3 separate regions of the Mus musculus genome follow, and regions 2 and 3 are each linked to region 1. The links are chromatin loops, found by intact Hi-C in ENCODE. Cell type or tissue: heart. All regions are shown on one strand. Links, peaks and the distances in the headings refer to the core of each region. The heading gives the core; the rest is flanking DNA.

Region 1 (5,764 bases), core at 2,221-4,720:
GAATAAACTAAGGCCAAACCACTGTAAATAAAGATAAGCCTCCATGGGGTAGGCATAGAAGGCCCATGGTTACAGCCTAGAGGATCATATTGGTGTTTTGTTTTGTTTTGTATGCACTGGAGACCCTCAGGGATGTATTATTATTCAATATGGTTGTTGTGAGGTCTATACAATCACCTTATGTGTGTGTGTGTGTTTATACTGCAGTGGATACAATCACCTCATGTGTGTGTGTGTGTGTTTATACTGCAGTGGATACAATCACCTCATGTGTGTATGTGTGTGTTTATACTGCAGTGGATACAATCACCTCGCGCGTGTGTGTGTGTGTGTGTGTGTGTGTGTGTGTTTATACTGCAGTGGATACAATCACCTCATGTGTGTGTGTATGTGTGTGTGTGTGTTTATACTGCAGTGGATACAATCACCTCGTGTGTGTGTGTGTGTGTGTGTGTGTTTATACTGCAGTGGATACAGTCACCTCATGTGTGTGTGTGTTTATACTGCAGTGGATACAATCACCTCATGTGTGTGTGTATGTGTTTATACTGCAGTGGATACAATCACCTCGTGTGTGTGTGTGTGTGTGTGTGTGTGTGTGTGTGTGTGTGTGTGTGTGTGTGTGTTTATACTGCAGTGGAGGGGAGATACTTGATGTCCAAATTGCTGAACTGTGGATCAGGTTCCTGTGCAAAGTCAAGTGCCCCTCACCATGTATCCCTTTCAGCCTGTCTTGGTGTCTCTGGTAAGCAGGTTCACTAAGATCCTTATCAAGGGACAAAAGCTAAAGAAATAGCTACTGTATGGAGCTCCAGCTTTATAAATGTGATCTTACGCTTATGGGGTTCTCTTGCCCCTTTATTTGTAAAACAAACAGATTAAATGAGATTAGTACTAGTGATGTAAACACAAAGTGAATGAATTCAAATATGCCAAGCACAGATTAGGTAAAGCCACCCATGTGTACAGCTTGGTCCCGAGCAGTGCTGAGTAAATTCAAAGGGTGTGGCTCAGCTGGTAATGCTTGCTAGCAGGTACCAAGGGGCCGTGGGCTCCATCTCCAGCATTGTATAAACACATAGGCACACTTGGGAGGTAGACAAAGTCAGTCAAGGCCATCCTCGGCTCCACAGTGAGCTCGAGGCTAGCTTGGTCTTGAAGTAAGGCTGTCTTAAAAACGACGAACAATCAAGACGTCCCTGTGCACAGCATACACACAATGCAGTCTCCTGTGGCTGAATCCCCACCACACGCTGACATTCTGACAGTGGCCCGTTGCTCTGTGCATTGGTAGCTTTTCTCTTTTTTGGTAGTGTGGTATTCTACTATGAATACACCAGTCTCCTTTTTCACATGCCCGCTGGCAGACATCTGCGTTGCTTCCGGTTGGGGTGATAATAAATAAAGCGGCAATGAACCTTTGTCTAGGAGTCTTTTTGTGGACACGCATTTTCTTTTCTCTTAGGTAAATACAGATGCAACAGTAGAGTTCCTGGGTCGTATGCTTAGCACATATTTAACTTGTAGGAAATTGCCAAACTAGTTTTCAAAGTAGTTATACCACATTTTGCATTTCTACTGGCAATGCGAGTGAGCATTCATTCCTGTTGCCAGAACTTAGGACCTTGTACGAACCCTGCATCCTTCCACTTCCCCTCAGCCAGTCCCACCATGGCCGGCACTGCAGTGATAGGAATTTACTATAGAGGTAAACGTGTGGCCTGAGGGTTCCTGAGTTAATAAGAATCCCTAGTCAATTATTTTCTTAATCCATGGATTCTAGAAGTGCATTTTGTCCTGTTGACTCCTAGGTGAGATTGGATGGTTAGGACGACTGTAGATGCTGTCTGAGTTCCTCGGTGCTCCAGCACCCTCAACCTAGGGACCACATGGCTGGCCCACCCTGGACTCTGGGAGCCCAGGGCTCTGATCTGTGCTCTTCCTCTCCTGGTTAACTGCTTGCTGCTCTTCCTGATGATGTGTCATTCCAGAGAAACACACACGGATGAAAAGATGGAAGAGCCATGAATGCTGCTAATGCTTGCTGTGCTGTGCTGTGCCTTGGATGCTGGGCAGGTGGGGGGCTAGGGAACCCTAGGTATGGAAACAAGAGAACACTTGCCTCCATCCTGATACGTATTGATCCGTCAGTGCCGAGTGGCTCAGGGTGGTGAGCCTCTCCATCACCCAGTGTACCTTTGGGGTTGGTGTGCTCACGCACTATCCTCATTGGGACCGCTTCTGCACAGCACTCCCTTGGGAGACCTTCCTGCTCCTGAGAAGCAGATTCGGAATGAACGCTGTAGAGTTCACGATGCAGGTGGGCACCACTGTTGCAGGATATGTAACCACACTGTGGACCCCGAGATTGTGTTATTTATTGGAAAAACTTATTTCCAGTTGTGGTGTAGCTCAGCCCTAACACACACTTTTAATCCAGGAACTTTTTGCTTGAATACTGTAAACAAGATTTAAGTAAAATCAACCATAGGTCAAGAGGCATTTGACAGGGAGCGAATATGTGATTATTAACAAAAAGACATAGTAAGAGGGAGTCAGGAGGACCTGATAGGCAGATGCACAGGAAGTAGAAGGGAGGGACATTCGGTTTTGGGAGGTCCACTAAGGAGGAAGGTCAGTTGGTGCTTTCTCTGCCTGTCTGAGCTAGCAGGCTTTAACTCCAGCATCTGCAGCATCTGGCTCCCAAGTTTTCATTGGTAAAATTGAACAATTGGGATTTTGTTTAAAACAACACATCATACTTATGAGTTTTGTAGATCTGTGTGTTTTGGGGGATAAGTATAAGCCCAAAGATAAAAAATGCAGAGTGCAGCAAATGCTTAACTCGTGGTTGAAGACCACACAGCTACCGAAACTCCTGTGTTAGCTTACAGCTTCCTGTTTTGATTCAAGCTCCCCTCCAACCAACCCCCAGTAAAACTGTCCATGGTCACCACACCTACGAACCAAGGGAAAGTGATGAAAACCAGGTTTATAAGCGCCTCTGGGGTACTGTTGCTGGTCCAGTAGACAGACTCCTGAGTCAGGTTTCCTGTGTATTCCCAATTTCTGCCAGAGCTACCCAAACTCACAACATTGCAGCGAGTTTTCTCACATTAACCCCAAAAGTGCACTGGGTGACTGAGGGGTTCACAGTCACCGTGAGCCATTCAGCACTGATCTATCAATACAGGATCAGGCCCATGGCATCTTGTCTCTATGCCTAGGGTTCCTAAGCTCCCAACCCACTCAGCATCCAAGGGCGAAAGCACACACAGCACAGCACACACAGCACAGCAGTGACACACCCCAACTTCAGAATACACAGAACATCACACCTAGATATGACAGAACCAGGAATCTGACTTTCCAGAAGGTCTTGTGGAATTGGTAGTTAACTTTTACCCTTCTACAGAATTGGTTTTCTCTGGAGAGTACCATAGTGCCCATACTTTGGGTCATTGCATCACCTCGTGGTCATGACAGGAACTGCATCTTCTCAGAGTCCCAGTCACATTCCATAGTAGTTCGGAAACAATCTATTTGAAACCAGAGGAAACTCCTTTCATGGGTATTTTGTTCCCTATTCTAAGGAGGAATGAAGTATCCACCTATTGGTCTTCCCTCTTCTTGATTTTCTTGTGTTTTGCAAATTGTATCTTGGGTGTTCTATGTTTCTGGGCTAATATCCACTTATCAGTGAGTGCATATCTAATGACTTCCTTTGTGATTGGGTTACCTCACTAAAGTTTGGAGCTAAGACAAAAGGATGGACTATCCAGAGACTACCCCATCCGGGGATCTATCCCATAATCAGCCACCAAACCCCACACACTATTGCATATGCCAGAAAGATTTTGAGGAAGGGACCCTGATATAGCTGTCTCGTATGCCAGTACCTGGCAAATATAGAAGTGGATGCTCACAGTCATCTATAATATGGAACACAGGGCCCCCAATGGAGAAGCTAGAGAAAGCACCCAAGGAGCTGAAGGGGTCTGCAACCCTATAGGTGGAACAACAATATGAACTAACCAGTAACCCCCGGAGCTCTTGACTCTAGCTGCATATGTATCAGAAAATGGCCTAGTCGGCCATCACTGGAAAGAGAGGCCCCTTGGTCTTGCAAACTTTATATGCCCCAGTACAGGGGAACGACAGGGCCAAGAAGTGGGAGTGGGTGGGTAGGGGAGCAGGGCAGGGGTAGGGGTAGGGAACTTTCGGAATAGCATTTGAAATGTATATAAAGAAAATATCTAATAAAGAAAAAGAAAGAAAGAAACCAGAGGAAAAAAGTCTGCTAGATTCTGCCCTCCCAAAGCTGGCCAAGTGACGTGCAGAGCCAGGACAGCTTGGTGCCTCTCTCACATTTCACCGCTGTGGCTGAGGAAGGAGTAGTGTCCCTCTTGTGCCTCAGCTCCCACCGGCCCATAGACTAGGCTGCCATTCTCCTCTGTGGATTCTTTTACTCATCTTGCTCACAAGCAGCCTCTATTATTTATGCTCAGCTCACTGTTTTTCTGTCACAATATAAACAACCTTGGGCAAGCCGTACAAATTTAATCACTTGCTTCTGCAAAGTGGGAATCAGGCTCTACCGAAAACTGTGGGTCCAATGAAATGAAAAGCTGCATGTATACACATCTGATAAACTGTGACAAAACGTGTAAATGCAGTGCTCATCAGATAATACGTGTCTGTGCATAGCACTTCACACTTTGAACTTCCTTATTCGAGTGTTAGCAGGTCAGACAGAGCGGAGGGTGTCCGCAATCATGACCCATACCTACGTGCAGTGAACACTTCTCTCGCTGTGTTTACAGTCTAGGGAATGGATGTCTGTTAAAAGAGTGCATGCTCTCGTACGTGGAATCACATTTAATAACTTCACAACTGTCCCTCAAGGTGTGAGGGTGCATTACCAGGTTTACAAAAAGGTGCCATCTCGAGGGTCAAGCTGGCTTTCTTAGGGTCCCAGAGCAGTGGCTGAGGGGATGGACTGGGGATCATTTGACATGGTCTAGGTGCTTCCAAACGTTCTGAGTGACAGGCCACAGTACAGGACCCACTCACGTGTCAGCACACTGTTGAGATAAAAACCCCAACAGAGGGCAGTGCTGACCCCACACCTTCAGCGGATCCTCACTCCCGCTCACCTCTCATTACAGTGACTCACAGCCTCCCAGTCAATCTGGAAGTAGAAGGTTCTCAAACAACCTCCACTAGATAACAACCTCCCCTGCAAATGACTGTTGATTTCAAATGGACAGTAAGGATCTAAAAGAACAGGTAAGAAATTAGGAAGCTCCATCAACAAAAACAGACTGTCTGCCCAGACAAATTAGTTATTTCTTAGGTTTATATCTTTTCCCTTGGTAGTCAGTTCTCATCCCTCACGATTGCCGACCTAATGCACGAAGGTCACTAAAGTGCATCCTCCGACGCAGACATGCCACGGAACATTCCTGTTTCTCTTCTCCTGGGTGGTGTGGCTACCCTGGTTGTCAGTGTGTACAGCTGGAGTTCCCACTTCTTATGGCAAATTCTGAGATTTCTTTGATGTCCGAGAGGTACATTTCTTGAAGCTCCCTGGGTGAATGTGCAAATGCTGCTGTATATTTTTATACTCTTTGGTGGGAGCCATTCAGCCCAGATAGGAAGGGTCTGAGAGACTGAGACAGAAGTTGGCATTGCAAGTCCTACAATGAGTTCTGTAGAGACCGTTTGAGATACGGTTTGAAATGTACAGTAACTGTAATGGCAG
Region 2 (5,764 bases), core at 1,773-4,272, 240 kb after region 1:
TCAAGGGGAATGGAGACCACAGATTATTGTGTGGGTCAGAACAGAGCCCAGCAGGGATCAATGCCATCCCTAAAACACAGGTGGTGACAAACAAACAGCAAAGTGTCCCGACAGGAAGAGATTTAAACATGGTCAACACAGCATTTAATGCTATACATTCCCGAGCCTATTTCCGAGCTTTATTGAAACGATCATCTACTGAATAATTGCTTTGCAAACCTTTCCTACTTTCAGAGATGCACAGACACTTGGGAGAACTGATTTTGTTCCTCTGGGCTGATGGTGCTGTGTGGACTGCCTGGAACAACATGGCAGGCAGAGTCCTCACAGGGCAGAAGACAGCAGCTGCTTCTGGATGTGTTCTGTCTAACATGTCGGACCCTACCCTCTTCATGTTAATGGCTTCTGCTGCCCAAGACACAGCCCAGGTCTCAGGATATCACAGGGAAATTCTGATGCAACCTGTACAGGAGTCTTGGGTCGCTGGCTTCACAATCTTACTGACTCTGATGGGAAATCAAATAATAACAGATAATAAGTAGCCCTTGAAGTGCAGCAGTGCGCCAGTGTCCGGGAAGTCTGCTCTTTGGGCCAATACTGCTCGCATCTGCTGCTATAAAGTGACTTGAAGTGTTTGTGCTTTGCCAGGACCCTGAGATGCTCATATTGGAGAAACAGTGTCCTTAGGGGACAGAGAGGGGGACCAAGGGAAGGCTTCCTGCATAGCACGCCACTGCCAAGCTTCTATAATCTCTGTCTGAACTGCTCTTTCCCATCTTAGCCCCCATGAGAAACAAGTCAGCAAACTGGGAGTGGTCTAGGGAAGTCAGGAGCTCAGTGGGCAGCTGTGTGCAGGCCTCACTGGCACTGTCAGCAGGCATCCTGTGGATACAGTCTGTCCTGGAGGTGTGTGGAGGAGATCCTATGTGGGGAAGAGAATGAAGAGGCGGCACTCTCCCTGCCCGCAAAGGCTGCTGTCCTCAGGCAGAATAACGGGGATGAAAGATCGAGAATGACCGGCGTTCATGTGGATGCCCATATCAGAGTGACCGGCAAAGCTTGGTCCCACCCCTGAACACTGGCTTCATACAGTACTCAGGTTGAGCTGCCAGGTCTCGCCATTCCTGAGAGCACTAGGAGGAAGTGAGGCTCGAGTTGAGTTCAGCCACAACCTCCTGTCCACCTGACTGAGGAAGGTGGGCTCTGAAGAAAGACAGGGCCTATCTGTCCACCCCCCATTCCTCCCCTACCCTGTGCAAGCACTGGGGAGCATAGAGACACTGGGAACAAGGAGTGAGACAAGATAAGAGGTGAAAATAGCAGGAGAACATCAGTCAGGGCAGGAGAGATGCTGAGGTCCGGGGTGGCTGTGATGGGTGGTCTCAGACAAAGGAAGAGAGCCCTGGCTGGGGTCCAGGAGGAGCTTCCTGTCTGCTTGGGCTACAGGCACACTGGGAAGTGGGGGTTCAGGCAGCCTGGTACCTCACGCATGTGCTCTGAACATGCTTGCTGGGTGCAAACAGCCCAGGCCCCCCAGAGTTTAAATGCATATGTGCTTCCTGGCTGGGAGCAGGAAGCGCCCTCTCTCCTAGACCTGCCCTGGGGCCCAGCGGGAGCTCAACCCAGCCCTGCAGACACAGCTGCTGAGGCTGCTGCCACTTAAGGGCACAACAAAAGGTCACCACCCAGGTGGACAGCTCTCTCCTTGAGACTGCTGGGTCTCTCAGGATCCCATCAAATGCTGACGATCCGATAACGCACCAAGGCCAAGCTATGCTGTGGGCTCCAGGCCCCGATGAATGGCTGCAGCGCCACCCAAATGCATGCCAAAATCTCAGTCCCTAGTGCCACAGCCTAACCTCATCTGAAAGCAGGGCTATTTCAGATGGCACTAGTTAGGACTGAAGTCAGAGAGGTACAGTTGCTATCTTGGCTTCAAGACATACATTCAGAGAGGGAAGGTGACAGCAAGGACTAGGTGGGTGTGCACTAAGGAGCTGAGTTTGGGAACAGATCTAGCTCTGGAAGGGGCTCGTGTGACAACACTGAATGCTGGACTCTGCTCTCCAGAGCAGAGAGACAAGAAATCTTAGATGAATTGTCTAGTTGTTCCTTGTGACAGCCCTCCCAGACCAGGAGGGGCATGAAGACATCTCTGCAGAAGCTACCCTGAACACTGGTCAAGCCAGGCTCCCAGCCGTACATACAGTATACAGAAAGCCACAGCTAATATCCATTTACGTCCCCATGCCAGCTTCAGTTGTGTCGAAAGCCAGTAGCGCCATGCCTGGAGAGGTGTACTCGGACAGACAGACAGCCACACCGAGGCTTACCACATTCATCAGGTTCTCATGGTCCCCGCTATGCTGCCGTGGCTTCTTCTCTCTGAAAGGGAGAAGAAAATACCATTCTGATGTCAAATGTGTCCCTTAAAGTGAAGTGGACACCATACTTCCCTAGCCTAACATTTATCAGCTCCGCCTCTCTGGTTTTATTAACCAGGTTAATAAAACTAGATCAGAAAAAGTCCTGACCTACAGCAAAGGCTGAGCCCGCTTCTGGCACACCCCTTCCCAGAGGGTCAAGTTCACTACGGGAGACAGCGGGCTGCAAGCAGGATCTGTCTGTGCCTGGAACACTCAGATGACAGACACTGCCTTTATTCTTTAGCAAATCCTAACAATGACCTCATCTTCTCCCTTAAGAGTCTGTGAAGTCACGTGCCGTAAGGGATGAGAGAAAATATGGGAGATACTACTTTGGCACATCAGGGAGGTGACATTCTCTCAGGATGAGTCATAGGTACTTCCAGTCTACGGAAAAGTCTGCCTAGTAAAAACAGAATGTGTTTTACACAGAACAGGCTAAAGAAAGCCATTGGTTGTAAAGACCACATTTCTATCTGTGGCGAGAAGAGGGTGACACCTAGCGGGAGAGTGAGTCATTACAGTAGCAGATTCTTGAAGTTTTGGGGAGCCAAGTCTAGTGTCTCTAGGCTTGTCCTGTCCTTCAAGACCTGAGTCCTTGCTTGGCAGGGACTAGGAGAGGCTGCAGAGGCCAGAGGGCATGGGTTTCTCTTTTTGACAGATTTTAGAATGGGATCCAAATCGAGAGAGTTGAGTATGGAGCTGGCTAAGCTGGTTCCCACTGGCTCCCAGCTAGACCAGAAGGCTGCACCCTGCATCATCTCTGACAGTTCTGGGCATCCGTCTTGGTTACAAAGAACTTCACTTCTCCCTGAGCCAAGGGAGACAAGTATAATGCTGAAAAAAAGAGAAAAAAGGCTTCCATTTTCAGTGAGCCTCTCTTGTAGGAAATACAAGCCTATGTCTTCCTAAAGGGCAGTTTATCACACACAGTTTTACTAATATGTGAGCTCTCCAGGCCACGCAATAGTGAGCACCCTCAGTGACTTCCCACTGTGGCAACAGGATGTAGTACCTCACACTTAGATTTCAGTATGCCCATGGCCAAAGACAGCACACAAAGACTGTGCTCAAAGAATTGCAGAATTCATTCCAGACATTTAGATAGGAAGGGCTCTTTGCTTTGCCCTCCAGGAAGATCAATAAGCATTTTCAATTGACGAATGAAGAATGCCCTTTGTGACCAACCCATGAATGTGGGCCAGGGAGGCTCTTAATAAAGAGGCTCCGTGGGACACAGGGAAAACAGCAGGTTTAGGCTCTAGAACATGCATGTTTGTTCTAACCTGTCGCAAGTGGAACACAGGAGGACGAGGAAGGTGATGAGGAAGAACATGGCCACGGCAGCCAGACTTCCCCACAGGACCATCTGCATCTGCATCTGCCCACTGCTCAGTACGCTTCCTGCAGGGCCCATGGTGGGAGCTGGGGTGACCAGCAGGTGGGGTCAGTTCTTCATAGGAGATCACATGGGTCTAGAAGGCTTCATCCTCCTGCAGAGAGAACGACACTACACGTTCAGAATCCCTTCCCGGGAAAGGCTGAGCAGTCCCGATATCAAGATCCCAAACCAGAAAGAACCCTGACCTGATTGCTGAGTGCTGCTGTGGTGCTGTCAGAAGCTTGAAATGCATGTGTGCTGAAACCATGTAAAATTACGGTTGTGTACGAGGAGACTCCGACAGCCACAGGAATGCCACGCTCACACCTGTGTCTTCTCTCCAGGTTAGCTACCTCTATTTCAGAATCTGAAAGGTCTCTAGCAGCACTTCACATAAGAAACACAGAGCCTCCCTGTCAGGAGCAAGGCCTCACAGCCGCCAGGGCGATGTTCACAGAAGGTAGGCGTGCCTGGAACCTGGCTGGCTCTCTTCAAGTCTGTGCTGTGATGTTTGATTTCCTCACATGGGATTTGACTGGGGATGCACCAGTGTGTAGCAGAGCATCCAAAGCAGTGGGTAGTTTATCATCTTAGTATGAGGAGTCAATAAAGACTTCCAGCACCCCAAAGCAAGCAAAATATGCTTGTTTGCGTTAATACGCCTTAGCCAAGGCAGTATGAAATGTTTGCTACACATGTGTATGTGCGTACGTAATTCCTAACTTTCAATTTTAAATTCATTTTTATTTATATAGGCGTTTGTGTGTGCGCGCGCATACATATGTATGTGCCCCATGGGACAACTGTGGAGGCTGTCAGGCGTGGTGGTGAGCATCTTTACATCTCAGCCATCTCACTGGTTTCCTAGACACATATTTTGCAAAATAGCAATTTCCTTCCCGTGCCTCTGTTTATCCCCGTAGCTCCTCAAGCCCTTTTCCTTAGAGCTAGAGATTAACCAGTGTCTATCTGTCTGTCTGTCTACACGCCCACAGACTGCTGCCCACTTAGAGTGTGGCTTCACTTTCAAGGAGGAGCTTTCACTGAGCTGATATTGGGTACCCAGCAAATTCACCTTCAGAGGAAAGGCTTGTGCTGAGGACACGACCTTAGCAGAGGGCAAGACCAATGTGTAAGGAACCACAGAGCAGGCATAAGACCCGCACTTAGTTCCCAGCCGCCACTGACTGCTCTCGCAGTTACTGCTCCCCGCTCCAGGGGAAGCACTGACCACCTCCACTTGGACCCGGTCTCCACGCAGCCATGTTCTCCTCCACGTGGACCATCCCTCTGTTCCCGCCATCATGCTGCTGACAGTGCTCAGGCTAGTGCTCCTTATTTGTTATTTTGTAATTTGTAAACACTGTCAAATATTTCCATATTAGAGACATACGGAGAATAGAGGAGCATACCAGGCTAACATTAGCTGTGGTAAGAGAGGCCTTATTTAAACTACACCCATTTGGTTAGCTCCAGAACATTCTAATTAAGAGGAACAGCCTGAAGTTTATGCTCAAGCAAGCAGAAAAGGAAGAAAACATGACTTCTGTGTTAGGCTAATGAATCATAACTAAATTTTTCTTGCAGAAAGACCACGAATTTTTACATTTTCACTTGGTTCAGTGATATTACTGTAGTAACGTGGCCGTCTGAGAGTGCGCACGTGCTGGCACCTGTAGGGCATCTCAGCGACAAACCAGATGTAACCAAAGAGGGTAAGTCGAAGCCACTGCAACAGAGGCAGAATGCTCTATTAAACATCTACCTGCAAATTCAAGGAAGCCCATAGCCGAGGTAGAGTACAGCCGAGGAGACCCGACCGCCCTGTCTGCCAGTGCGCATGGATACCCCTCTAACGCTATAATGCTTTGGGGTTTCTTGGGTAATATGGAACTTCCCCTGGTTATATATTATGTCTGCAAACACAACAGGGTCAGTGTGACACACAGACAAATTG
Region 3 (5,764 bases), core at 1,773-4,272, 69 kb before region 1:
AATTTACAGTTATAAAGTAGTAACATGAAAATAATGTTGGGGGTCACCACTACATGTGGAACTGTATTAAAGGGCCACAAGGCCACAGCATTAGGAAGGTTGGAACCACTTCTATTTCTAATAAAATAGAAACAGTTATTGAAAGTCTCCCAACTCAAAAAAGCCAAAGTCTGGTTTTAGTCCAGAATTCTACCAGACTCTCAAAGAAGAGTTAGTGCCAATGCTCAGCTTGGTATAGAAAGAAGGGACATTGTCCAGTTCATGTTATGAGGCCACAGTTACCCTGATACCAAACCACATAAAGGCCTGACACAGAAAGAGAACTCTAAATCAACTTTCTTATGAATATTTATGCAAAAATACTCAAATATTTGCAAACTGAATCCAAGAACACGTCAAAAAGATGATCTGCCATGATCAAGTAGGCTTCATCCCAGAGATACAGGGCTGATTCAATGTGCTAAAATTAATAAATGTGATCCATCTTATAAACAAACCAAAAGAAAAATATCCATGTGATCATCTCATTAGATCCAGGAAAGGCTTTGACAAAAATCCAACATCCTTTTGTGCAGACACAAACAAACAAAACAACAAAAGAGTCTTGGAGAGATTAGAGATATAAGGTACATACCTAAACATAGTAAAGGTAATTGTGATGGTTTGTTTATGCTTTGCCCAGGGAAGGTGGTGTGGCCTTGTAGGAGTAGGTGTGTCACTGTAGGCATGGGTTTAAGACCCTTGCCCTAGCTGTGTGGAAGTCACTCTTCTAGCAGCCTTCAGATGAAGATGTAGAACTCTCAGCTCTGCCTGCATCATGTCTGCCTAGATGCTGCCCTGCTCCCACCTTCATGATGACAGATTGAACTTCTGAACCTGTAAGCCAACCCAATTAAATGTTGTCCTTTTAAGACTTGTCTTGGTCATAGTGCCTGTTCACAGCAGTAAAACCCTAACAAATACAGTAATATGCAGCAAACCTAAAGCCAATATCAAATTGAATGGAGAGAAACTCAAAGAAATTCCACTAAATTTAGAAACAAGACAAGATTGTCCACTTTCTCCATATCTATTCAATATATTAGTTGAACTTGTAGCTAGAGCAATAAGAAAACCAAAGGAGATCAAAGGGATTCAAAGCAGACAGAAAAAGTCAAAATACCATTATTTGCTGATGATATGATAGTATACATAAATAATGATAAAAATTCTACTGGAAACTCCTACAGCTGATAAACAGCTTCAGGTGAAGGGGCAGGGTGCAAGACTTAACTCACGAGAATCTGTCGCCCTCCAATACACAAATGACAAACTGGGAAATAAATCAGGAAAACAAGACCTTCCACAATAGCCCCAAAGAATATAAAATATCTGGGCTGTCTCTAACCAAGCAAGTGAAAGATCTGCATGAGAAAAACTTCAAGTGTTTGAAGAAATAAATTGAAGTAGATATCAGTGTTGGCTTACAAACGATTCTGCCAGACTCCCCCAGGAATCTAGCAACCACTTACATCATCTGTGCCATTGTCTGGCACCACCGGGTGAGAGCCAGGTGCGGCAGTGTATAAGGAGTCTTGCTTGCTACCCCAGCTCTCTCTTTCTCTCTGTGGCCATGTGTTCCTGGCTGCCATCTCTCTCTGTCCTTTCTGTCCTCTGTCCCCTTCTCTGCCCTCATGGATCTGTTTCTGTCTGCCTCTTCTCTTCCTTTCTCCCAAATAAACCTCCATATACCAGGTCTGTCACATGGCGTGATTTCTTAGGGGGATACCTTGACATGGACCAACCAGGTACCCCTGCCCACCGCTATATTAGATTTCATAACAATCAGAAGATGAAAAGATCTCCCATGCTCAGTAGGATTCATATAGTACAATTAGCCATCCCACCAAAAGCAATCTACAATTTAATGTAATCACTATAAAAAGTTCAACACAATTCTTTGCAAGCCTTGAAGGCTTCTCAACTTCACATGGAAAAACAGAACAAAGCAAAACTTCAGGGTAGCTGAAACACTCCTGTACTGTGAGAGAGCTGTCAAAGGCATCGGTATCTCCAATTCCAAGTTGTACTACTGACAGCTTTTCCTTCGTCTTACTGTATTCTATTTTGTCAGGTTTGGTTGTTTTCTAGAGATAACAACCTGCGCTTTTCTCATGACAGACAGAGAGGGAGTGCATCTGGAGGGAGGAGGAAAGCAGCCGTTGTCAGGATGCAGGTCCTGCTTGGTGGCAGAGCACTTGCTTGGATGTACACCTGCCTGCGCGCAAGCCCCTTCACACTTGTTTCATAGGTAGATAGTGTACCTAGGTGATTTTTAGTAGTGATTTAGTTTTGGTGCTGAGGTTGACACTGCCTCTCACCCATATTGTGCACATGCTCTACGACTAAGCTGCTCAGTGAGCTCATCACACGATCTCTAGAGTATCAGTATACAAGGACTGGAAGATGTGTGACGTACAAAGCCGAATCGCAGTATTCTTTCCTCCCCCATCTTTCCTCCCCTCCCTTCCCACTCCCCCTCTCATTTTCTTTTTCTAGACAGGATCTCCCTGTGTAGCATTGCCTGTTCTAGCACCCAATCTGTAGACCAGGCTGGCCCTGAACTCAGAGATCTGAGTGTCTCTGCACACCCTCCTCTCCCAACCCCTCCTCCCCCGAGTGCTAGATTAAAGGTATGTGCCACCAAGTCCTGGTGGCTGTTCTGTTTTTGAGGCAGGCTCCTGATATGCGGCCAAGCCTGACCTTGGACTCCCAAACCTGCCTCAGCCTCGAATGCTGGTTTATAGACATGTGCTACCACCTGGCTTTGGCTTATCATTGCCATTCTGTGTGACAACAGTCGTGGTGTGGACTAGTGTCAAATGCTCACATGACCCTGTATTCTGATGGAGGCCAGACTTGGGTATTTGGTCTCTGTCATCACTTGAAACCCTTAGCGAATTTTGGACAAAAGTCCCCTCATGTGCACAGTTACAGAGTAGCAGGTTCTGTGTTTTATGCAGTCAGTTCACAAATCATGTGGGAAATTCTGGTTTCCTTTTACATGACTTAACAAGAGATAGCTTTCTTCCTTCTTCCTCTTTCTTCTTTTCTCTTTCCTTTCTCTCTTTCTTTCCCACTGGCTTCGGCTAAACTTGCACAAGACGATGCTTTCTCTGTTACATTTTTTGAAAGGTAATCACAGGTGGTCATTAAAAAAATTTTTTTTTAAAGACCTGTTCAAAGAAAGTATTTCTCCACTCACAAAGAGCAAACAGGAATAGTGTTGGCTGTGCTTAAGGAAGTGTGGCCGAGAGGGGGCTTTCGGGACAGCCAGGGAGGTCACCTCAGTGAAGACCAAGGGACTAATTGCCAGGCACTTAGCTGACACAGAGCAGAGTGACATCGAAGGGTGCCTGGTGGCCAAGAAAGGGTGGGCAGGGCAGCCTGGGAGCAACGCTTGGAGGAACCTTTCTCAAGGTTTTAATTCTCTCCTCCGAACTGTTCCTCCCTCCCTCCTGGGTGTTAAAATCATGCCTCTTCCACAAGGTGAGTTTAGAGAGCCTGCTTGGTGACTCTGGCCTGTGATCCCATTCCTGAGTCACAGTTCCTCCTACAGTGAGTTCCAGGCTAGCATGGACTACTAGACCTCCATTCAGACAAAACCAGCAAAAGTCTTCTTGGGGACACACTTATGCTTTGGTCATTGTAACCGTGGAAGGCAGGAGGTATAGACCAGTGCGCGGAGCATGAGACAGAGCTAGTCACAAGCTTGTCAATGTCACCTTGGGAAGCTGGCTGAGCTTAGTTGTATTACCATGTCTGTCACTTAGTCATCATGACTGTACCCTGCAAGGGGGAAGAAGCGTCCCCAGGGACCAGGAGGGCATGCCTGGGGAGGGTGTGGCCTGCTCTGGAAGGAAAGATCCATTTCCTCACCCACCTCTGTCAGTGCACAGAGGCAGTCCCCCAGGGGCACACAGAGGCAGTCCCCCAGGGGCATTGTGTCCTGGACAGGAGAGCAGAGCCTGCTAAGGACGTCCTTTTCTCCTCCCTGTCTTTGAATGAGCACCGGGGCAATGCTGTGAGGCTCTGAATGGGAAGTGGAGCTAAAGACAGAGGTGCCTGGGCCTTCCTGTGTATTCAAGGTCCCCATTCACAGGACATAAGGAAGATGGGGTTCAGATTCACCCCATGAAGCTCTGGGTAGAACATCCTGCTCTTCCTAGGGAGAAAAACCAAGTCTCCTGTAACCCCAAACTGAGCTGGCCGGAAAGCATATTTTAAAGCTTGGAAAACTTGGGGGCTCACCAGTTACATCACACCAAGTGATGAATGACTTCTAGGTAGACAGGCAAAGCGGCCCAAGTGAGTCTCAAAGCAGCGGCCTGTATGTCTAGACTCGCAGCCTCCCTTGCTGTGACCCTCCAATTCAGCTCCTCAGGGTGTGACCCCAACCATAAAGTCTTTTGGATGCTATTTCACAACTCTAGTTCTGATAGTGACAAATCATGATGTAAATATAGGATATACAGGATGTCTGATTTGTGACCCCAAAGAGATCTTGGCCCAAGGTTGGGAACTGTCTAGAGCCAAGCTCTGGAATCCAGGCCTCAGGCTTCTGTCCTGCTAAGATGCCCTTATGTTGTAAGCTGTTTCAAAGCAGTTAAGTAGGAAATTATTTAAGCTTTTTAAAAAGCATTTATTTTGTGTGAGGTGGGGTGGGGCAGGGCGTGTGCACATGTGAAGGTCAGAGGACAACAGTGCTTCCCTCCATCCACCACGCAAGCCCTGGGCATCAGACTCAGGCCACCGGGCTCCTTTATCTGACAATCCATCTCATGGGCCAGGGAAATGATTTTAAATTGAATGTGCCTGTCCAAATACTTGCAGGAGTAACTTCTATGAAATTTGAAAAAAATATATGGTAATGTTTGTGAAGTTAACTTGTTTGCCTTGAAAGTGCTTCATGTACAAGTTCCAGTGAGACAGTTATTTAAAATATTAAAGGAAGAGTAAAATGTCACAGTTTTATGTAAAAAGTAACCAGAAAGCACTGGATGCTGAATCTTTGATCTGAAAACTTATATGTAGGTTTATTTACTTCCAAAACACAAGACTTAATCTTTCAGCCTTAGTCTGACAACTCCAACCCCACCCCTGGCCCCCCAAGATAGGGTTTTTCTGTGTTCCCCTGACTGTCTGGACACTTGCTCTGTAGGCCAGGCTGGCCTCAAACTCAGAGCTCTGCCTGCCTCTGCCTCCAGGGTGCTGGGATAAAAGGTGCCCCCCACCCCCCCACCCCCGGCTGGTATTTTTGTTTTATGTGTATACACAGGCTTCATATGTAGATGCCAGTGAGGGCTTAAAAAAGGTATAGAATTCCCTAGTTTGGGAATTGTGAGCTGTGCAAAGTGGGCACCAAGGCCCTCTGGAAGAGCAGAATGTCCTTAACCTCCAAGTTGTCTGTCAGTCCCCAACTCGTGTTTTAAAAAAATCTATATCAGGCCTGGGGATATACCTCATCCGATAAAGTGCTTGCTTAGCATCTGTGAAGCCCTAGGTCATAGAAAGGCGGTGGTGCATCTCTGTAATGTCAGCATTTTGGAGGTGAAGGGCAGGTGGTCAGGAGTTCAAGGTTGTCCTTAACTCTGCAGAGAGACCAGCCTGAGATAACTGAACCCTGACTTAAAAAAAAAAAAAAAAAGAAAAGAAAAAGAAAAAGAAAATTAGCAGAAAATAAAATTGAGTGGTCCACCAGAGGGCAGTATTTGACAAAGGTTTG

The links. Peaks named below come from ENCODE experiments on the same cell type or tissue, not always from the same donor. Only the 100,000 strongest peaks of a DNase experiment are listed, where the experiment ranks them.
Region 2: a loop joins it to region 1, with 7 times the contacts of the local background. A loop is called at or near these places in 17 of 42 quality-filtered maps.
Region 3: a loop joins it to region 1, with 7 times the contacts of the local background. A loop is called at or near these places in 21 of 42 quality-filtered maps.

What each region holds. Positions count from the first base shown.
Region 1 is chr3:9,463,039-9,468,802 of GRCm38, forward strand. The region is part of intron 4 of Zfp704 (zinc finger protein 704); the gene reads right to left. Among named protein-coding and RNA genes, the nearest start is that of C030034L19Rik, 63 kb to the left of the region's middle. In heart, for the core only: a CTCF peak has its summit at 3,476; no DNase peak of the experiment used is centred there.
Region 2 is chr3:9,702,371-9,708,134 of GRCm38, forward strand. It overlaps Pag1 (phosphoprotein associated with glycosphingolipid microdomains 1), which reads right to left. Exons shown (of 9, transcript NM_001195031.1): 4 at 3,713-3,919; 5 at 2,334-2,385. The coding sequence starts at 3,843. Among named protein-coding and RNA genes, the nearest start is that of Gm33169, 42 kb to the left of the region's middle. In heart, for the core only: no CTCF peak of the experiment used is centred there; a DNase peak (open chromatin) is centred at 2,781; H3K27ac peaks cover 177 bases.
Region 3 is chr3:9,394,622-9,400,385 of GRCm38, forward strand. No RefSeq gene overlaps it. Among named protein-coding and RNA genes, the nearest start is that of C030034L19Rik, 5.5 kb to the right of the region's middle. In heart, for the core only: no CTCF peak of the experiment used is centred there; no DNase peak of the experiment used is centred there; H3K27ac peaks cover 680 bases.